Linked DNA regions of Homo sapiens: all the other regions are linked to region 3. A link is a loop called in an ENCODE intact Hi-C map of the cell type or tissue named here. Cell type or tissue: B cell. All regions are shown on one strand. Links, peaks and the distances in the headings refer to the core of each region. The heading gives the core; the rest is flanking DNA.

What was found. A loop is a pair of places that touch in the nucleus more often than their neighbours do. Peaks named below come from ENCODE experiments on the same cell type or tissue, not always from the same donor. Only the 100,000 strongest peaks of a DNase experiment are listed, where the experiment ranks them.
Region 1: a loop joins it to region 3, with 19 times the contacts of the local background. A loop is called at or near these places in 93 of 110 quality-filtered maps.
Region 2: it touches region 3 in a loop (24-fold over the local background); 48 of 110 quality-filtered maps call a loop at or near these places.

The regions. Positions count from the first base shown.
Region 1 is chr5:67,154,065-67,161,838 of GRCh38, reverse strand. It overlaps MAST4 (microtubule associated serine/threonine kinase family member 4), which reads right to left. Exons shown (of 29, transcript NM_001164664.2): 27 at 1,247-1,383. Among named protein-coding and RNA genes, the nearest start is that of CD180, 39 kb to the left of the region's middle. In B cell, for the core only: CTCF peaks have their summits at 4,471 and 4,672 (motif pointing left); a DNase peak (open chromatin) is centred at 4,668.
Region 2 is chr5:66,984,074-66,991,847 of GRCh38, reverse strand. The region is part of intron 4 of MAST4 (microtubule associated serine/threonine kinase family member 4); the gene reads right to left. Among named protein-coding and RNA genes, the nearest start is that of MAST4-AS1, 16 kb to the left of the region's middle. In B cell, for the core only: CTCF peaks have their summits at 3,482 and 3,686 (motif pointing left); a DNase peak (open chromatin) is centred at 3,667.
Region 3 is chr5:67,205,894-67,213,667 of GRCh38, reverse strand. No RefSeq gene overlaps it. Among named protein-coding and RNA genes, the nearest start is that of CD180, 13 kb to the right of the region's middle. RefSeq lists an enhancer at 6,319-7,518. In B cell, for the core only: CTCF peaks have their summits at 4,066 and 4,269 (motif pointing right); a DNase peak (open chromatin) is centred at 4,307; H3K4me3 peaks cover 633 bases; H3K27ac peaks cover 1,903 bases.

The sequences.
Region 1 (7,774 bases), core at 1,627-6,626, 52 kb after region 3:
CTTGAAACAATTTGTTCTAAATGATTTAAAGCACAGCCAAAATATAAAGCATAATAATAAAGAAGATCTTATGTGTGTGTAATTTTAATCAGAGTAATAAATGTACTTGGGTGAAAAAGTCAAATACTTCTATAAACATACAATGAAAAACAGCAACTCCTCTACTCGAATTTTTCTCTACTCCCCAAAGAAGTCGCTTTGTATTCTTTTACCTGTTTCTTCTCCCATTTGTCTACATATTGCTAAATGTTTGTACACTGCTATTTTTTAGTTTTTCAGTTTTAGAAATTACCTGTTGATTTTCTACTATGAAAGATGATAATTAAGCTCTTATACAACCACCTTCTACCTTGCAACCAAATATATTTCCCCTTTTCTATTCTTCCCAATATAGCGAAAGCAAAATTTTTGGTTAGAAAAACGGCCGGTATTTTATCTTATATTATAAATATTGTTCACAGCTGGGCCATATGAAACATAATTCTGTTCCTTTCTTGTATAACTTTTTTTCCCCCCAGAGTTAATACATGGCTTTTCGTTTGCTTGTTTTTCTACATTTCTATCATCAAAAATCCTTTTAATATGATGTGACTCATCAGGCCCAATTGAGTAAAGAAATGCTGTGGCATTGCAAAGGAGGCACACCCAGAGAGCTGCCTGGCAAGAAACAGCCCTGCCAGAAACACATACCTCTTGCTAGTGTCTGCAAGCAGCACAAAAAGATACTGATCAGTGCTTCCCAGGCTACAAAAGTATATAAGCTAGTTCGTTTTTCAGTGAGTAAAACAAAGCCCTTTTATTTCTAGGCTTATTCGGAACCTTTAAAGGTAACAGTAATTTTAGAATATCTGGCATTTTAAAAATAGCAACTGTTTGTTTTTTGATAACGTAAAGGACATTTTAAATGTAGATTTAATGTTAAAAACCACCTGAAGATCCAGTTCCTCAATCCAACTCAACTGAAATCAAGTGAAGAGGCTTAAAAAACAGCAAAGGGCTTTTCCTGACATTCACACATGATAAAAAACAATCTGAATCCTTCCACAATGTAAATATGTAAATCCTTTTACTATGGAAGTTGATGCTATTATGAATATGGATTTTAATGTATACATATATGTGAACCATAACATAAAATTTCTCACAGAAAAATAGATCTTCTTCATATATAAGCATTTAATTAAGGGGTAACTTTTCCCCAACATAGGTATACACCAAACTTAAAAAGAATACTGATTTTACTAACCTTTCGAGACTTTCTTTCTTCTTGGATTTCTTGCTCCGCCTCACCATCCGGCTCTTATAGCTGTTTCTCCTGGCTGGTCCAGTTTTGATTGATGTGTTTTCAAATGGGGTAGTAGTGATTGACACCTTATTCCCACTCTAAAGAAAAGATGAGGTGGCATTAAAGGGAAATGCTGTGATGAAGCAAGATCAGAACAGAGATGAGAGATTCATAGACAAATACAAATAGAAAGGAACATACATATAAAAGGCCTTCTGTTTCTAAATAACCCTTCAATCAAAGAAGTCCTGCCAGAATACAAACTGGGTGGAAGGCAAAATATGAAGTTTCTTTACGAGGGTGAGTTCTGGAGTCCACAGATCTGAGTTCAAATCCAAGCACTGTGCCCTTACCAGGCTGCTACCCTCCCTACCCTCAACTTCCTGTACCAATTAACAATATAATCCTACCTATCTCCTGGGGCTCATTTGAGGATCACATGAGAGCAAGTCTGTAAAGCCTTTTGCACCCAGTGCAACACAAGGAAAGAACACTATAAATAAGATAACTACTTCTTCCACAGGTATTAAGTATTAATGTTCCCAGTGGCTGGCTGCTCTTGGTTGATTTTTCTTTTTTCTCCTTTTTGTGTTTTTCCTTTGGCCTAAAAATTGTAGAGTAACAAAACCGAATGAGACTTTTATTTTTAATTATTTTAAAAGGCTCCTTTTCTATCACCATAAAACCTATCAGTTTGCAGAGCTGGAACATTTATGCCAGCCAGTAGGAAACCTCTTTTTAACCAGGTCATACAGGGTAAGGTAATTTCTGTGAGTTTCGGTGTCCTTTCTCTCAATCCTGGGAAGGGGCTTGCTGGGCAGCCTCTAGGGATGGAACTGAGCGTGGAGTCAGCAGTCAGGCCGAGGGGGGCCCAGGGCAGGTGGGTAGTCCCTGGCATCAATTACCCTTCCTGAATTTCATAATAACCAGGGGAGAAACCTGTCCTTTCAAGGTCACAGATGGCCCCGATTACCATGAAAGTACAAGAGGTACAAGGAAAAGGATCTTTTTAAAGGCCCATGCCTGGAAGATACCTAGAGCTCAGCTCAACATGGTACCAAGTGAAGGGGAGTTGGGGGGAGTTAGGTATGGTGGCAGCAGAGGACTGAAAAGACAGGGAATGACTGTCTTAAAGATAGCATCTACCTTCCCCCTTGATTTGGGAAGTAATCCATGCTACAGTAAGAAGATAATAGGAAAGTATTAAAAAAAAATTAAGAAGCTTACCACCCAACCACTAGTCATATTTCAGTATATTTCCTGCTGGTTTTTTCTCACGCATGTGTAAATAGGCACATATGTACACATGCTTTATAACTAATTTAAATCTCAGTTTATTTACAGCTTTATGTTGCTTTTTCATTGCACATTATATAATTTGGAAAAATTTTCCCTTTATCATTAAATAATCTTTAAAAACATGATTTTTACTGGCTGAGCAATATATCCGATCAGATGGGTGAATCAAAATTATGTAATATTTCCTTACTGCTATTGTTCTCTTTTTTTGTTGTTTTTTGAGACACAGTTTCACTCTTGTTGCCCAGGCTGGAGTGCAATGGCACGATCTCGGCTCACTGCAACCTCTACCTCCCAGGTTCAAGTGATTCTCCTGCCTCAGCCTCCCAGGTAGCTGGGATTACAGGCATGTGCAACCAGGCCTGGCTAATTTTGTATTTTTAGTAAAGATAGGGTTTCTCCATGTTGGTCAGGCTGGTCTTGAACTCCTGACCTCAGGCGATCTGCCTGCGTTGGCCTCCCAAAGTACTGGGATTACAGGCATGAGCTACCGTGCCCAGCTGATTATTTTCTGTGTTTAAATTCTTACACAGTTTGATGTTGTCCCTTATTTAGTTTGGTTATTTGTATTTCTTTAAGAAATGATTTATTCAGTCTTACATCCAGTTTAATATTGGAAGGTCTTAGTATTTTATTATTAGTTTTAGAGTTCTTTAATTTTTTTTAATTAAAAAAAATTTTTTTGAGATGGGGTCTTCCTCTATTGCCCAGGTTGGAGTGCAGTGGTGTGATCACAGCTCACCACAGCCTCGAACTCCTGGGCTCAAGCAATCCTCCTGCCTCACCCTCTGAGTAGCTGGGATTACGGGAGCACACAACCACGGCTGACTTAGAATTCTGTGTGTGTTTAAGACAATATACTTTCATACCTAATGTCATATTTGCAGGAAATATTTTAGGGAAAGGGGGCTTTAACTTCAACAAGAGAAAAAAGTTTATTTTGTTTTCTATCGCAAAATAATAAACATTCTTCATGCAAGCCCCAAAACATTAAAAATAAACCTTTATCTGATAGTAGAGATGGCATTCTAGTTGTTCTTTAATGAGAAAAATCATTTTGTAAGTATGTAAGGTCTACCACTGAAGGTTTTTTGGAGTGGGGTCTTCTCTTCACAAATTGAGGCCATGCTGAAATTTTAGTATTTCCTGTGGTGAAGGAAAGGGGCAACAAGCATGGCGAGTTCCTGTGTCACTGATGTTCCTTCAGTCCTCTTCCATATGCAGAGAGTGGACGTGCAGAACCATAATGACCGCTGGGGCTATACTACCATGTGTGCCACTAGAGCTGGAATCCAGTTCCACTCTTTTCTAATACAATTCAGGATTGACTTTTTAAAAGCATAGATTTATTTTTAAACCATTTTCATATATATTCTCTAAATTTATTTTCACAAACAAGTCGTAAGCGTTGTTTGTTTCACCCTCATGGCCTAGAAGAGTTTGTTATCCTTCCTTTACAGGTAAAGAAAACGGATTCTGAGACAACAGACAACAAGGTTCTTGTTTCCGAGGTCACTGAGAGTCCAGTGGAAAAGCCCATGCTGGCTCTCTTGCTGCTCACCCCCAAAGCTCCTCCTACCAAACCCCGCTCCCTGTGGGCAGGGAATGCCCCCCAGTCCTCTCCATCTCTCCTGAGCCTGGCACAGTGCATAGCTGGTACTTAATGAGTGGCGGTAAGGGAAACAGGCACTTGATTGACACGTGGCATGGTAAAAGTATAAGACTGTCAAGATAAAATGAAGGAGCCATAAACATATAAAATTGTATGAGACACATATAAATCCTCAACATACTTATCATCAGAAAACAGTGAAGACCAGGGCTTAAATGACAGCACATCACTAGACTCAGTACAAATGCTCCTACCCCTATAAAGACCAAGCCCAGTTCTGTTTCTTGTCTCCACAAGTGGCTGTTCCAGAGGAAAATTCATTTAACTTACAGGCATACGCCAAAGACAACTTCTCTAAGGGGAAATACAGACACAAAGGATGCAGAGTACAATAATTAGGTTGGAAGCATTAATGGTTACAAAAATGGTAAATGATTGGAAAAATGATAGGTGAGATTTGTGAAGCCTGCCACCTGGTGGATCCATCCAGCTACAGCGAGTGCTACCTGAACTGCTCAAGGTGGCTTACTAGGTCGATTTACCCACAATTAACTTCTCTTGATTAATGACTGACCTTGTATAGAAGAATTTCTGTAGCACTTGTTTAAAAAAATAACAAAAATGCAGCTGGCAGACTGTTAAATGTTCAATTAATTCACTTTTACTTTAAACTATTTTCATGACTGGTGCACAGTGTGAAGAAAATTATTTCAAGTTGCCGGAATTGAATACAATAGCAGAAGTCAGGCTGTCCAATTTCTTCTCTGGGTCTGGCTCTAAGTTAACTTATCAGTTTGGCCCTGGGTAACTCACCGAACGACTGCTTTTGCATTTCCTTCTCTGGAAAGCACAGATGGGAGATGGGCCCATTGCATCCCTGCGGCCTCAACCCCTTCACTACCCAATCTTGGCCATCTTGCACACTGTATCCTCACATTAACCCAGGCTTCAGCCTGCTGGTTCACTTGTATACCTCATAAACCTTGAGATCTCCTGTCCTCATGTTTACACACCTCATCATTTGGCCTAGACTATCCCGCACCCCTGACTATATACTGAATTGCCACTCATCCATCAAAGCCTTGCACAGATAACCCTCAATTCTTTGACGCCATTCCTGTCCACCCTGGAGAAAAGTCATCCCTCTTTTGGAACTTCTGCCGTGTTTATAGTCTGTTACTTAAGTTGAACACTTTGATTTTAGCCTGGTATGGCCACTGTTTCCCCCTGTGAACAGCAGACTTTAAGTTACTGGCAGCTGGAGAGTATGTACAGCACACATGTAGAGCAGTGTGCTGTGGTAGTGGAAAAAGTGCAGGCTCCGGAGCTACATCGCCTGGGTGCAAATCATCTTATACTCCTTTCCAGCAGATAAGCTTAGATTGCTTTGTTATCTTCTTCTGCTTTTGTTTTTTTCATCTGTGAAATGGGAACATTTATATTTATAGCACCCACCTCAGAAGGTAACTGTTTGGATTACATGCGTTTATTCCCGTAAAACCATTGACAAGAGTGTGGCAGGCATCAAGAGCGCTTGCCCCATTAACTATTATCCTTACGTGTCTTTTTTTTTTTTTTTTTCTTGAGACGGAATCTCACTCTGTCGCCCAGGCTGGAGTGCAGTGGCGCTATCTTGGCCCACTGCAACCTCCGCCTCCCGGGTTCAAGAAATTCTCTGTCTCAGCCTCCTGAGTAGCTGGGATTACAGGCGCCCACCACCACGCCCAGCTAATTTTTGTACTTTTAGTAGAGATGGGGTTTCGCCATCTTGGCCAGGCTGGTCTTGAACTCCTGACCTCGTGATCGCCCCACCTCGGCCTCCCAAAGTGCTGGGATTACGGGTATGAGCCACTGTGCCTGGCCCTTATGTGTCATTTTTGTTTGGCCCTTGCAGTATTTTGCACATCAGCTCTGTGCACATCAGCGGCTTGACAGATATGGGAGGATGGTAATCAAGCTATTTGATGGCCCCCATTTTAGTACACTGAAGCTCCCCAGTGTCCATGGAAAGGAAATTTCTGAAGCAGAGGCTGGTAAAGTTTTACGGCTTCTCCTATGCATTGGGGATTTAAACTAATGCTATACTTAAAAAGCAACTTGGTTGAAAAGAAAGTTTCTTAGATCACAGAAGTTAAGCCTGGCTAATTGGAACAGGTAATGGGACTGGGCCAAGTATCGTCTCCACCTGTAATGCTAGTGGGTGAAGAATGACCTCGGTCTACTTAAAAAGTTGTTTTTAGAAAGACTGATGCTGTCTAAAAGCTTTCCTCATGGCAGGAAAGCTTTGAGGTGAAGCTGAAGGAGGACACTGTCAGGGATTCATATAGCCAGTGGGGAGCTGAACTGGATAACCATCACATTTTATAATTCCATGGATCGAGGATGCTGAGTGACTTTGGACAAGTTTGCCTATGCATGGAAGATAGTGCTCCCATAGCAGGTTCACTTTGAAGTTGTGAAGGTAAACAAGACCAAATATGTGAATCTATGAAACATGGAAAATGCTTACTATATTCATAATCCAAAAGACAAACACTATACAGGTAGTCATGCAGTTCTAAACATACACCTACACCCCTGTCAGGACTTCTCCACCTTTCTCTAAGACTGCCATGACATTCCGTAAAGTCCTTTGCAAGTATAAAACACTGTGTAAACAGCATTCGAGAGTACCATAATACAGCCAACTTCCCTGCTGTTAAACCAATGAAGGCACACAGGAGCCCAGCACTGACACTAGTCACTTAATACTCTGATTTCAAGAGTCACTGGTTAAATTTGGAAGGAAGCTGCATGATTACACAGTTCACTGGGAAGATAATTAAATCCCTTGTATCCTCTTGGTTTCATGACATTGCTTACTCCTCTTGAGTGCTTCCTTTATGAACACAGGCAGGATGTTCTTTGGATTTGTGACAGAGTACACCGTGGCTTCAAAGGGTGCCAATGGCTCTCCACTCCACTGTTTAAGCAGTTTCAGTGACACACATCGACTGCATCCAGAAATGAAGGCTTTGGGTTGTGCAAGGTGCTCCGTAGCCAGATGAGGGCAAGACAATAGAAATGGGATCATCTGAGTCTGCTAAGAGACCTTGCCAGAGTCCTCTAGGGGAAATACACATTCAAATTTCATAGAAGCAGGAAGAGAAGTTTTAAAATACAGAATTCTATTAAAATACTTTACAAAATAAATCACGAAAGTGATCAATTATGTCTCAGCAAAATAAGCAAATGTATACTTCTCAATATATACATTTCAGTGTATTATTTCTTATTCTAATGTTGTGAACAGACATATGATACTATCTAGAGATATGCTGTCGCAGGAGCTGTTCTGCATAAAATACAACGCTGCTATAAAGAATGAAAAAGACAAATCAAATAACTGAACAGAACTATCTGAGAGCTATCTGAGAGGATCAGTGTGTGTCCTTTCTCTCTCTCCATTTACAGTCATGCTTCCTGTGACCTTCTTACTCCATAGGCTATATTCTGCTTACATTTTAAGTAGAAATTGATCCCTGTTTAAGTTAATTTGTATGGTGGGGAGGGAGGCCTAATAATTGCTAGAACTTCTT
Region 2 (7,774 bases), core at 1,627-6,626, 220 kb after region 3:
GCACATCCTTCAATCGTTCAAAAATCCTAAACCATAAACTGCCTGGGGCTAAAAGATAAACATAACCACATTTAACATCTAGAGTGGCATCAGATACTGCCAGAGTCCTTTCTCTCCCCTTTCAAAATAATCATTTTTCTATTTATCCTTTGTATCTAGTGCTATAGCTTCAGAAACATTACTGCAAAAATCATGGCTCGGAAAGATCCATCCAGTGATTTTGTCCCAGAAACAGGATTGGATATACTTCAGTGAGCTGCCAGGTATCTGTAAAGCACCTAAAACTTGAGGTATTGTCTGTTACTTTCAGCTTTACTGGGGAGTGAAGTTCTTTCAGCTTTATTGTGGAGTGAAGCCTGCTGCACATAATGGAGAACACTGGCCCAGTCACTCAAATCACAAAGGCTATTTCGTATGTGCTTCAAAGATATAAGACAGGTAATATTCTGGGTGAGTCTAACACTCATCTATCAACATGGGACCCAGGGGTTATGCCCATCATATAACATGTAAGTATCCAAACAAGGGCAATTTTCGAGGAGAAAGGAAAAAGAACTCTTGGTTCTTTTTTGGCATTTCGTAAATATGAGCCATACCAAAACTACTGAATTTTTTTCAACTTGCTACTCTCCAAGGGAAGCAAATGAAAGAACAAGTGGGAAACAGTGAACAAATGAATAGACCAGAATATGCAAACCAGCCAGCCAGTTTTTCTAATGGCAAAGTATCAGCAGACTGTTTCATGCCTGTAGTCTCTGTAACATCCCTTCTCTCAAACCACTGATACTTCAGAGCAGTTTAGGACAGAATTTCTTCTTTGAGTGTGGTAGCAATTTAAGGTCCTAAATTTCAGAGTCATTATTTTTGAGAAGCTTTCACTCAAATAATTCTGAACCTATTTTTTTAATCCAAAGAATCAGCCTTTCATAGGGAATAACTAAATTCATAACTATTTCTCTAAGAAATAGTCCAATAAATAAAACTATATCTGTTTCCCCAAAGAAATCACATGTACTCTATCTGTCAGATTCCAGGAAACTCTAGAACATATTTACACCTATAAGCTTACAAGTCAAGTAACTTAAGAAAAAGTCTCATAGAGAAACATGACCAGGTAAGTTTATCAACAACTGAGACAAGTAATACAGAATGCTCATATGACTCTTTAAATTTGAATATAAACTAACTTAATACATAGCTTTTTTGTGATGGGGAGACAAGGCTTCTGTCTCCCAGGCTGGAGTGCAGTGGCATGATCGTAGCTCACTACAGCCTCGATCTCCCTGGATCAAGTGATCTTCCCACCTCACCCTCTTTGGTAGCTGGCACCACAGGCATATGCCACCACATCTGATTAATTTTAAAAAATTCTATGTAGAGACGAGGTCTCCCTATGTTTTCCCAGGGTGGTCTTGACCTCCTGGGCTCAAGTAATCCTTCTGCCTCAGCCTCCCAAAGTGTTAGGATTATGGGTGTGAGCCACCACACCCAACCTAGACTATATTTCTGAGGTTTATTATAGTTTCTAGTTCTGTGATCTTGGATAAGTTACTTAACCTCTAAGTACCTTAGTTTCCTATTCTGTAAAATGGGAATAGTAGTACTTACCTCATAGGACTGTTGCTAGGATAGTTAGTATTTTTTAAGTATTTAAAATTTCCAAACAAAATCAATAGTTTCTAAGGCCATATACATTTTTAAAGAGGTCTTTAAAAGAAAACAAGCATGAATAATAGAAATCCATCGATAATTCATAAATTTTATTTTATAAAATTAACTTCTTACCACACTGACTCTTCCATAGATCTGTCAACAGCTGGCAAATTCTAAGTCTCAATCCTCTGTGTCTCCCTGTGAAACCTGTGAGGGCTTGCCGGAGAGCACAGAAATGCCCTAAGGTGGAGATCAAGAATAAAGCTACAAAAGCACATTTCTCAGCTCATTTATTTATGTGTCTGGTCTCTGAATATTCTGCCATTGATTACAAATTTTAAAATTTAAAGAATGAGATGAAATAAAAATCCTTTAAAACAGAGATTTAAGATAGTTTTAAAGTTCCTTTATATTTTTACTAAATAAAACTACCATATTTTATATATTCTAGAAAAATGTTTTATTCTTCTTGGATTGAAAAAAAATTTTGCTTAGTGTGACTGTGTTGTTTATTGAAAATTCTTGGAAACTCCCTGAAGTTTGTCCAAAACTATATTTCTTTCTGTAAGGGAGCTGGTTTCAAAATGTCAGTGGGGAAAAAATTATGCTTCACCATATTCACAGGGCTCTGCTTGTTTGTGGATAGGGGTTTTGATCAAAGCCACAGACCTGCATTCCTGCTGTGCCTCCATTCCTGAATACCACAGACTCTGCCCAGTTTGCTTGAATGAATTCTGAGCTGCCACATGCCTCAGTGAGACAGTGAAAACTTCAACTCATCAATGACTGGGTCAAACCACTCTGAAGACAAGCAGCTCTCCCACGTGCTCAACACTAGGACTATTTCTGAAGCCTTGATGAGAATAACTGACTTCCTGAAGGGAAAGTAAGGAGCCTAAACCTGATTATGAGCAAGGAGGTATAAGGAGGGGCAGGTGCGGTTTGAAAAATGCTTCTGTGAATCCTAGAGAAGAGGCAGGATCCAAGGCCATTTAACAACGTGAAGGTCCTAGAAACTTACCTTTGGAAGCCCCATCTGACATACTACCAAACAAATTAAAACACACCAACATCCCACATTACCTTTTTTTCCTCTAAAATATAAGTATTTTATATTTTCACTTCAAATCTCAGTAATCCTCACACACACTGGGGAATTCTCATGAAGTACAAAGATCTAAAATAGAAATTATTTTCAAATACGTTTTTGTGAGCATTAAATTTAACAATTAATGAAGTTGGTATATTATGTTTACAAATATGTCTTATTTCCCTGAATAAAGCTGTAAGCCACAATCTGATTCTAGAAACGTTAAAATGTGAACCATGTATGTGTTCCTGGGTAAATTATGGTATAAATTTTGATTCTACAGTTTTCCTGTTGTAGTTTTCAACCAAAATATCTCTCATCTTTGTAGACTCAAACTTGTCAAAATTCTGTGAATGTCTCTTCGTGCTTGAGAAACTGGGCATAAGTGGAAAGGCAGTATTGTACAGTGCTTGAGAACATAAATCCTGGAGCCACTGCCCATGTTTTTAACCACAATATCAGTAGTTTCTAGTTCTGTGATCTTGGATAAGTTACTTAACCTCTAAGTACCTTAGTTTCCTATTCTGTAAAATGGGGATAATAGTACTTACCTCATAGGACTGTTGCTAGGATAGTTAGTATTTTTAAAGTATTTAAAACAGTGTCTAATATTCCAGAAATGTTAGTCATGTTACTGTTATTTTATACTAACAGATAAAATAGTTCTGGAAGAATCACTCACTTCCCCCAACAAAGCTGCTTGCCCATTGGAAGCTGTCTTGAAGGAACTGGTTGAACCCCAAATTTCAGGCAGATACACCCATATATCAAGCCCTGGTCCAATATCCTTAATTCTACCTTTTCCTTCCCAAAGTTTTTTCTCTAAAAGAGGAAGAAGGGTAATCCCAATGCTAAGGATAACCCCCTTCAGATTAAAGGTCAGTGACAGAATCAGAGAGATGAAGCACGTTTTCTTTCCCCAGAATAAATACTAGAGTCTCTTCCCTCTAGTGGCTGAAGTATACAATTACAATGCCCCCAGCCAACTGTCATTCTTAAAATCTGTTGTAATGGAAATAATTCAGAGGATGGTAAACTTAAGTGAAAAGTCAGCTTTAGGCCAGTGGAGAGCTAGGCACAAAACAACAAAACATTGAGTTTTTTTTAAAATAAAGCAGTATTAAACATTTGCACAGCGTCATAATTATTAACCTCAGCATCACAAAAAGAGCAACTTTAATTAAACGCAACCACGTTGTAACTATTTCACACTTCCATGTCCTAACTATAGTCAGTGTAATCCTAACTACAGTCAGTGTAATCCACATAATAAATAGCTTTTTGTTTCCCTAAGTTTTTTAATGGATGGGGCTCATTAGTTTATATAATCATCCCTAAAACTAGGACAGCACTAGCACTGTCACTCTGCAGTAAAATATTAATCCTACCAAACCAAATATTTGACATGATCTGTACGGCTTGAAATATTTTCCTTAAACCATTAACTTCTCAGTGGTATAGGGAGACAAAATAAAGAGAAAGAAAAATACCACATTTTTTCAGTACAGTTTTGTTACATAAGGAACATTTTACAAAGGAAACTGGATTTTCTTTAGGAGTATTGAAATTAAACACCATACTTTAGGGACCATTTCTCAGTCTGTTACTAGAGAAGTTTCTCTGAACCTGCAGAGCACCTAAAAAAAAAAGTAGAAAAAAATTACAAAAAAAAGGGTATTATAATTATTTTTGAGCAGTTTATGTCCTAAGCCATTTCAGGCATCCAGGCCTCCAGCTCATCTGAAAACTTCTGATTTTCAAAACACATTGCACATGACTCATCAGCATACTCTATATGCTAGATACTGATGAAGGAGGGTTACACCAAATCAACTGTAAAAGTGTGACTCCTTTTTCGTCTGTAAAGTCACTTAAGAAAGCAAAAACATGTCACCTTCAAGACACAGAAGAGCTTCTGAAAACAAGGCTCTCGTTTCTTTCACATAAACTTTACACATACTTATATACATATTTGACTTAAAAAAAAACCTCAGCTAAAATATGCCCATTAGAAAAACATTTATTCTTTCAGGCTATTAAATATACAAGCATTGAGGAAGATTTGCTCTAGCACATGCAACACCATGAAGAATCTAGTAAGTTTATATAATCTTACACTTCTTTAAGATTTTGAGAGATAAGAGCATACACATGTACATGCATATTTGTTTGAAACAAAATATAGACACGTTTAGCTGGACGTGGTGGCTTATGCCTATAATCCTGGCTTCTCAGGTGGCTGAGGTGGGAGCATTGCTTGAGGCCAGGAGGTCAAGACCAGTCTGACCAACATAGCGAGACCCTATCTCTAAAAAATAAAAAATTAGCCAGGCATGGTGATGTGCACCTGTAGTCCCAGCTACTCAGGAAGTGGGAGGATCAACTGAACCCAGGAGCTTGAGGCTGCAGTGAGCTATGATCGTGTTACTGCCCTCCAGCCTGAGCAACAGAGTGAGACCCTGTCTCAAAATAAATAAATAAATAAATATATATATATATATATAAATTCATACATATATATTTTTAATATATATATGTCTATATGGAAAGACAGAGAGAAAGTACTGGAAAGGAAACAATATGAGCTTTGGATATGTTTTATTTAATGTGGTGGCAATTCATCCAAGGGGTGATGTTCTCCCAGCATTTGGACACACAGGGCTAAAAATAAACAGAGAAAAAGACAGAGTGATATGATGCACATTTACAGATTTTCTTTCTAAAATAAAGAGCAAGTATTTCTCTGTGTAACAACATATGGATCCATACTTTCTATAAAAGTCAAGTCCCGCTTGGGCTCAGTTTCCCTTTCCAGACTCTGCACTTAACACTTCTTCCTTGCCCTTCCCAGCTCTGTGCTCCCCAGGGACCTGCCCTGCACTCTGCTCCCACTGTGACCCTGCCCTCCCCAGCAAGGGATGCCTCGCTACCTCCTCCTCTCTTCCTCATAGACAACTTTTCAAACTTCTACATCCTGGTGAAATGGAATTAGACAGAATTAATCCTCTTTCCTCTGGTCTGTTATTATATTACAGCTGTTTTTGTCTGTTTTCCTTGAGGGAAGGTCATGGGTCACCCATCTTGGTATCCCAGCCTCTACCGTGGGATCATTATTGGCAATCAATATATGTTTACAGGATGAATGAGTAGTTCTACACACTGTGCTGTCTACATGTAGATGACTTGAGTCTTTTTTAGAAGTAGGTGAGATGCAAGGAGTCAATGAAGCTCAGGTTTCCCTTGTTGCTATACCACCTGCTGGAGTTTTCACTACTATGCTAAATACATTGCCATTTTATTTTTTCTAATTCAACGACATAGGAAGCAGCCCCACATATGAAAGTTATTTTTACCTTCTCTGCCTTTGTTTTGATTCCCTTTCCCACCCCATACACCCTTGTTCCACTTACCCCAAAACCTAATCTTTCCTCTAAGCCCAACCTCGTATCTTACCTACTTCAAAGTCTCTTTCAGCTATACAGACACACACAAGCAGGCTACAGGTTAAAGGAAAATAAATAGGTAGGTTATAAAATCATTCCAGGCCTACTGCTCAGATAAGGCAGGCACTAAAAATAAACCTGATTTGGTAACAAAGAAGGGAAAGGCATCAAAAAGGAAAGTTCTTCCGTACCTTTCAAAGATCCAGAACTCCAATTTGCCCAGCAGGAAAATCTAGGGCCCCTCAAGCTGCTGGCATGTTAAGGGCCTTTGTCTTTGATTGAACATTTCTTCCAGCACCTGCATTCTACCTTCTACTCACCTACCTCTCCTGAACCCTCCCCAAAATGGTCCTTTAATTCCATGGTCTGTGCACAGATGGGCAGAGACCTTTCAGCATCTGACATTTCATATCCTCCTAATGAAGGATCAGCATCACTCCACACAGAAGACCACTCTCCTGTGTGAAACTCCTCCTTCATTCCGCTTCTTTGAAATCACCTGGCTGGTCTTCCTCCTAATCTCTGGTCATGCCTCCTCCAGATCCTCAGCATGATATTTCAATCTGCAGTGTCTCAGGAATCTGTCCTGAAGCTACTTCTCACTAGTTGACTTCATCCAGTCCCCTGGCCCTGTACACCACCTACTTTCCTAAAAGTCCCAAATTTACTTCTCCAGACCTAACTTCTCCTTAGAATTCCAGATTCCACATGAGTATCATATAAAGATCTCAAATTCAACACAAACAAAACAAAACTTTTAATTTTCTTCCACGATCCTGCTCCCCGCCCTCTCAAGTCTTCCCCACCTGTGTAAACAGAACCGTGATCTTCTGTTCATCCAGTGGACAATCTAGGACCCATCCTTGTTTTTGCTGTTTCCCTCAATGCCCCCCGCCCCGCCCCCATCCTCCAACTCATCCCTTGGCAAGCCCTACACATTTCCCCCTCAGAACACAGCCTGAATCCATCTACTTCTCTCCAATTTCACTATTTACCCCTGTAGTCCAAGGCAACATTCTCTCTCATTCTAAGTTACTTTTTGAGCTCTATCCACCCTCTACACAGAAACCAGGGAAACTTTAAAGAGGCAAATCAGATTATGTTATTACCCTACTTTACAATATCAAGTGTTTTCCACGTATACCTATGTAACAAACCTGCACATTCTGCACTTATATCCCGGAACTTAAAACAAAAAAATAAAAATATCAAGTGCTTTCTTTCCATCCTGCTTAAAGGAAAGCCCAATCTCCTTACTCCAACTTATGAAGTCTTGTGGACCTGGCCCTGCCTCTCTGCCCACTCATCCACATGTGTGCCCTGTGCCCACACCACTCTTCTTTAGCTTGCTTCTGCCCTGGGTGGCCTCTTTACTTGGGAGGCTTTTGCTTTGGTTTTCTCATGGCTGTTGCCTTCTGGTCATTTAGTTCCAGCTCGCATGCCACTCCTTCAGGAAGAAAGAAGCCATGGACTCCCCTGTTTTACTTCTCTGCAGCTCACTTGTCACTCCTCCAGTGTTTTTCTGGTTTATGTTACATCCTCTTCTCCAAATCCCTGCACCCCACTGGGATATAAGCTCCATGAGAGC
Region 3 (7,774 bases), core at 1,417-6,416:
GGAGGCAGAGCTTGCAGTGAGCCGAGATAGCGCCTCTGCACTCCAGCCTGGGCAACAGAGCAAGACTACATCTCAAAAAAAAAAAAAATTATATATATTTAATGGTCCCTTTACCAGACTGGAAGCTTCCTCATGGTGGAAAAGGTGCCATCCATCTATTAATATATATAATATATATGTTAAATATTTATTGAGCATCTACTCTGTACTAAGCACTATGCTGAGACCTAAAATATAATGATGAACAAAACATGTATGGTCCTGCCTTCACAATGCCAATAATCTAGTGACTAGAGACAGACACTTAACATCATCACAAATAAAGAGAAAATTACAATGGACATAAATGAACGATTAAAATAAGAATGGGGGCCAGGTGCAGTGGCTCAAGCCTGTAATCCCAGCACTTTGGGAGGCCGAGGCAGGTGGATCACGAGGTCAGGAGTTCAAGACCAGCCTGGCCAAGATGGTGAAACTCTGTCTCTACTAAAAATACAATAATTAGCCGGGTGTGGTGGCGGGCACCTGTAATCCCAGCTACTCGGGAGGGTGAGGCAGAGAATCGCTTGAACCCAGAAGGTGGAGGTTGCAGTGAGCCAAGATCGGGCCACCGCAGTCCAGCCTGGGTGACAGAGCAAGACTCTGTCTCAAAAAAAAAAAAAAAGAAAAGAAAAGAAAAAAAAGAATGGGAAAGATATTATGTTTTGGGTTAGGTTGGTGGCAGAGGAGAGGGAAATTACTGAGGAGAATTAAGATTTATTTATAAGAACCTAGTGATCTTGAAAAAAAAAAGACTTTTTAAAAGAAAATACAGGAGTTATGGCTGGATTAAATGGTGTTGAGGAGAATTTTATGACAAATGTGAGTTCCAAATTTCTGGCTTAAGACATTGGGCGGATAAAATTGCTGTTGTATGAATTGATGTAATAGGCTGAATAATGGTCCTCCGAGGAAATTCATGTCTTAATCCCTGGGACCTGTAAATATTCTCTTATTTGGAAAAAAAAATAGTCTTTGTAGATGTAATTGAGGATCTTGAGATGGGGAGATGATCTTGGATTATCTAGGTGGAACCTAAATGCAGTCGCTTGTATCCTTATAAAAAAGAGGCAGAAGGAGATTAAAACACACACACACACACAGAGGAGAAGGCTATGTAAAGACAGGGCAGAAAGAGAATTGAAGATGCTGGCCTCCAAGATTGGAGTGATGCTACCACAAGCCAAGTGTGACAATTAATTTTATGTGTCAACTTGACTGGGCCATGGAGTGCCCAGACATTTGACCAAACATTATTTTTAATGTGACTGTGAAGGTGTTTCTGGTTGAGATTAACATTTAAATGAACAGACTGAGTAAAGTATATTATCCTCGCCAAAGTGGGCTGGCCTCATTCAATCAATTGAAGATTGGAGTTGAAGAAAAAGGCCAAGTAAGAGGGAATTTCTCTTACGTGACTGCATGAGCTGGAGCATTGGTCTTCTCTAGAGAGACAGTTTGATCCTATTGGTTCTGTTTCTTGGGAGAATCCTGACTAATACAGCAAAGAATGCCAGCAGCTAACAGGAGCAGTAAGAGACAAGGAACACATTCACCCCTAAGGCTCCAGAGGGAGTACAGCCCTGCCAACACCTTGATTTCAACCCAGAGGAATTGATTTTAGATTTCTGGCCTCCAGGACTATGAGAAAATAAATGTGTGCTGGGTTAAGTCAGCTCATTTTTAGTAATTTATTACAGAAGCCATAGGAAATTAATACAATAGGAACTATTATACAAGACGAGTCTAAGTGTGGGGGGGTGGTGTATCAAGATTCCATCTGGGGACAGGCATGGTGGCTCACGCCTGTAATCCCAGCACTTTGGGAGGCCGAGGCAGGTGGATTACCTGAGGTGAGGAGTTCAAGACCTGCCTGGCCAACATGGCAAAACCTCATCTCTACCTAAAAATACAAAAATTAGCTGGGTGTGGTGGTGTGCACCTGTAATCCCTGCTACTCATGAGGCTAAGGCAGGAGAATCGCTTGAACCCAGGAGGTGGAGGTTGCAGTAAGCCAAGATCGTGCCACCACACTCCAGCCTGGGTGACAGAGTGAGACTCTGTCTCAAAAAAATAATAATAAATTAAAATAAATTTTTTAGGCCGGACGTGGTGGCTCACGCCTGTAAACCCAGCACTTTGGGAAGCCAAGGCGGGTGGATCACAAGGTCAGGGATAGAGACCATCCTGGCCAACATGGTGAAACCCCGTCTCTACTAAAAGTACAAAAAAAATTAGCCAGGCGTGGTAGCGGGTGCCTGTAGTCCCAGCTACTCGGGAGGCTGAGGCAGAAGAATGGCGTGAACCCGGGAGGCGGAGCTTGCAGTGAGCCGAGATCGCGCCACTGCACTCCAGCCTGGGCGACAAAGCGAGACTCCGTCTCAAAAAATAAATTAATTAATTAATTAACTTTTTAAAGTTCCATTTGGAACATGAAATCTGAGATGTCTAGCACACGCCTCTGGAAAGGAAGGCCGAATAGGGATTTGGATATGCAGGTATGAGACTGACAGAATGGTCTGAGCACAGGCTTGAAGTTCCAAAGTCCCAGGGACTGAAAAGCTGTGGGAAGTGAAGTAAGAAAGAAAGACAGCCAAGCACGTGTCCTGAGGAACTCTCAACATTGGGAGATCAGGTGGAAAGGTAGCCTGAGAAAGAAACTAGGAGAACATGGGGTCTTGGAGGCCAAGGGAGGTGAGTCGTTTTGAATGACAGGGTGATCATCCCTGGAACAGAATCCAATCTGGAGTACATTTTATGAAAACGATGAGGAGGAAGCAGAAACAGCCTGTGTGGGTGACTTATTCTTGAAGTTTGGCTTGGAAAGTGCATAAAGAAAGCAGATAGTTGCTATGAATATTGGATCCAGGAAAGCTTTTTTTAATTCTTATTTTCATATGGCAGAGTTTAGGGCAATTCCATATGATTTGGAAAATGACCCAAAAACAGAAATGGTTGGAAATGCAGGTGAGAGTGGGGCTACCTGCTGAAGCCTGAGAAGGCAGAAACAGAGGATTCAGAGAGCAGGTCTCAATCCTGGCTGTAGTTTAGGATCCCCTGGGGACATTTTTTAAAAATCCCCACACCCAGCCTAAACCCAAGACAAATAACATCAGACTTTTTTTTTTTTCTTGGAGACAGAGTCTTGCTCTGTCGCCCAGGCTGGAGTTCAGTGGTATGATCTCGGCTCACTGCAAGCTCCGCCTCCCAGGTTCACGCCATTCTCCTGCCTCAGCCTCCCGAGTAGCTGGGACTACAGGTGCCCGCCACCACACCCAGCTAATTCTTTTTTTTGTATTTGTGGTAGAGACGGAGTTTCACCGTGTTAGCCAGGATGGTCTCGATCTCCTGACCTCGTGATCCGCCTGCCTCGGCCTCCCAAAGTGCTGGGATTACAGACGTGAGACATCAGACTTTTTGCTTTGGAACCCAGGCATCAATCATTGTCAAATCTCCCCAGGTGATCCCAATGAGTGGTTCCGGGGATTCAGAGCACACTTGGAAGGTGTGGCAGGGCATCCAGGTGCATGTGCTGGCACATGGAGAGGTAGGTTTGAAGGTTTGGTGGGTGTAAATTAAGGAATTCCTAACTTCAGCTTTCTATTTCCAAAATTCAAGGCAAGGTCATATACTAAGCATGTGCTGAACATGTATGGAAGAAGGGGGAGGCTAAGGGGTGAAGAAACGTAAAGATGACACAGTTCATCCTGAGAGTGGAAAAGGGAAGATGCCCCATCTGGAGAACTATGGCAAGAATGCCGGGCAGACTGGGAGTTTATAGCCATGCCATCCGGCCATTCATTCCCCTGACAGTTGTCAGACAGATACCAAACTAGGGGATGGGGCTCAAACATAAGAAAGACATTGTCCCTGACCTCACAGATTTCGCAGTTCAATGGAGGAGGGACACATATTAACAAACAGAAGATTCAGGTGCTACAATTGAGTCACACAAGAGAAATTGGGAACTCTAACCCTTGGGGAGACAGAAGCCATCTCCTCGGCACATAGGATGCTCCTGAGACGTGCTCCTTAATCTCCAAGCACCTTACTGTTGTGGGAAAACAAAGGGAGATACAGCTCAGTCCATATCCTCCAGGGATCGCTAACGCAGCCCCAAAACAGTTATGACACATCAGCAGCACCGTGCCACATGGGGCCTCCAAGCAGGAGAAAGTCTGGAAGGGCGGCAAGACTGAGGTCAACACGAATTTTCAGGTGGTAATCTTCAAGTGACATTCAGAAAGTGGTCACTAGGTGGCAGGGTTAACATTTGCAAAATAACTCCTGCCACTGCCTACCGTGTAGGAATGAACCTGACAACACTCCATGCCAAAAACCCAAGCTTCCAGGCCTGCCTGCAGTTTGCTGTGCCGAGGTAGCCAGCAAGAAGAGTAATCAGTCAATGATGATTTCAGGTGGCTGTTTAATCTGAACTCACTAGCCCGTGTTTTTTTGGTTTCATTTCTCTCCAGTTCATATGTGCCTCTTGAGCACTTGAAATGTAGACTGAGAAACTGAATATTGAATTTTATTTCATTTTAACTTGTTTAAACATTAAACATTATTACTCGATTCAGTGGTTGAAAAACTCTTAAGTGTGCCTGGAACAACTTGGTTATGTCAATCTAGTTTTTTGGCTATGAATTTTATGAAATCTAAATACGGATCAAATATTTCCAATGAAAATATAGGGCCAAAATTGAGATGTGCTGGAAATGTAAAACAAGCCCTGGATTTTGAAGACATAGTATAAAGTTAGAAGGTGAACATCTCATTAATATTTCACATCAGTTACATTGATTTTATATGATTGCAATAATATTTTGATATATTGAGTTAAATAAAATATATTCCTGAAATTAATTAATTTTTCACTTTGGGGCAGGGAGGACTGCCATGTCATTTATTAAGAGAAAGCAAAATGAAGCAAGGAGCTGCTCTGGGAACACACAGGGTGATGGCACAAGAACACAATAGCTAGTGTGTCCCACAGTCCCGGAGGCCCCTGCCCGCTTCCTCCACCAGGGCCTGCCCAGGGTCTCAGGGTGGCCTCCCTACCCTGCTTCCCTCCAGACCCCTTCCATCCCCTTGGAAGGGCATCCTCCCTCCTTACAGGGCCAGGTATTTTTCTCTGGATTTAACCAGACAACGACATTTTATTTTCTGTTCATCTCCTCCAACCACCCAACTCCCACCTCCTCCCACTTCTCTTCCCTGCCTCCCTTTTGACTGAAGAATCCCTGCTCCCTTGGTCTTCCAGTGAGGCCGCAGTGACTAAAGGGGACCCCTTCCCATCCACTCATCCCCACCCTGGTCCAGTTTCCCAGACCCCGATGCAGTTGGTTGTAAATTCTTCCAGGAGCTGTTTTCTGTCTCCTTTTTGGGAATTTTTTTAAAGTAAAAAACTTAAAACAGAAGTTTAAAAAGCAAAATGTGGAAGAAGAAAGCAATGACAGATTTGTTTCGTGGTTTTTTTTTTCTTTCTAAGGTGGGCTACTAGAAAACTTACAGTTGCATATGTGGCTCCCATTTCTACTGGGCAGTGCTGCTCAGAAGGATGTGCAGGGTTCGCCCAGGCAAGGAGACCCATGTTTAAGGAGATGACAGAGGCTGGGAGAGCACTGCCTAAGAGAAAGCCTAGGGGACGAGGCTGGGATGGGGTCACAGAGCATCGGGCTGGCACTCTCCCACCTCGCTCTGCCCTTGACTCCGACTATGACTAAATGGACATTTTTCATGGGCAAGGAAGGAGACAGGATTAAAAGTTTTCTTCAAAGCATTGGGCAAAACTGGTTGTTTTGGTGGGTTTTTTTTCCCTTCTTCGGGCTTCCCTGATGCCTTCTTTCTCTTGTTTGATCTCTGGGGCCAGACTCCCTAGGTTCAAGCCCCAACCCATCCATACAGTGAATGACCTTGGGCAATTTACTTAGCTTCCTTGTGTTTCTTTGCCTAGAAAAGACTACTCAGAGTCTAGGCATAGGATTACATTAGTTTGCATCTCTAAAATACTTAGAACAGTACCTGGCAATAGTAAGCACTATGTGCTAGATACTCATTTCTCAGACAAGAGGGGGATAAAAGGTAAATTTTAATGAGCTTTCTTATGAAAATGGTAAATGCTTCATATTCTATTAATTTAAAAAACATCAGCAACCTTCCAAATTCAATTCTGCTGATGAAAGTATATGTATTTTTTTTTAAAAGATGACAATCCAAAAAAAAAAAAGGTGCATCTATTTGGGAAGTGTGGGCCATGGCCAGGCTATTTTCTTGTTAGAATTCTGGATTGGGAGCAGGCCATCTCCTGCCCTGGAAAACAACCAGCTCTTCAAGAATCCAGCTCCACTGCACCCACACAGAGCTTGAGGCCTGGGGATAGCAGGTGCCTTAACCGCTTGTCATAGGTCTGAATTGCAATGGAGCTCAGTCATTTCCCGTATCAGCACACCATTTTGACTTCACATTTTGACCTCTCCAGAAACTAGCAAACCGCAGTGCCCCACCCAGCTGTACAGGTTTCTCTGAAAAACCACAGCCTAGGCTATCTCCAAATCAATTCTGAGAGTAGTTTTGTCATGACTGACTCACTTGAAGCAAACATTTTTTGTCATTTGTTCAGTTTCTTTATTGACTCTTGACTATTTAATGTGCATGTTTCAAAGTTACAAGTCAGCCTCGCTTTATACAGCCAAGATATGTGTAGTTAAATTTTTAAAAATCAAGTCATCAAAAAACTTGCACCACGTTTGTTACAGTTGAAAGAAATTCTACAAGGAACTCTAGTCTGTGAGCACAGTCACAAATAATATGAGTCCTTTGATAAATTAATGTTTATCAGTTCTACAAATTAAAAGTGTTATGGTAGATTTGTTTAAAGCAAATTAAACTATATTTAGAAGGTGGGAACAGAAATTTTACAATTTCCTCTTTTTACTTCTTTTTTTGTTTGTTTGTTCATTAATTATAGACTGCAACAGGAACTACAGTAGTTATGTTCCAACGAGAAAAACTATGCTAGAATTTGAAACTAGAATGTTAGAATATCACCATACTTGGCCATTGCTGATGGCATCTCTCTGTAAGGACTTTTTCGCTACCTTGATGTCTGTTTATGGCTGGTCTGATCATGGTATATGCTTATTCTGCCATATAAACTGGATTTTTTCTCTGGTTGAAAACCCAAGACACACCAGTTCTTAGCTTCTTATTTTCTTCTCCATAGGCTCCATATCTTGCATCTCATTTGGGGAAAAAGTCAAAAAGCTAGATTTGCCCTACCTCAGAGGTGAACTGCCTACCACATTGGCCAATGTCAGGGCTGTGGGGCATGTCACATCTCAGGGGGCTGGAGCCCACCACTCCCTGACTTACCTCCTACAAACACATCCCACGGTGCCTCAGCTGGACACTAGGTCCCAGACCCTGAACTGGAAGAAGCTCAGAGCCGGGATCTCAGGCAGGTTTCCTCTTTGATGGTGCTGGCTGCTGAGATGATCAGGCATCTGAGCAACCCCAAGGACTCAGATGAGTGGGCCCCAACGAGACACTGAGGGAAGAAAACAAATGGGTGCTACCTGGGCCTTCCACAGACCAAGAAAGATGATGATCCCACAGAAACAAAGTTCTGGTGAATGAGGAACAAATGGGAAGGTATGACAATGAAAAGCCACAGCTTAAAGTGAGGTTCAACAATAAAAACGAATATAAAAATCTGAGGGGATGAAAGCTTAAA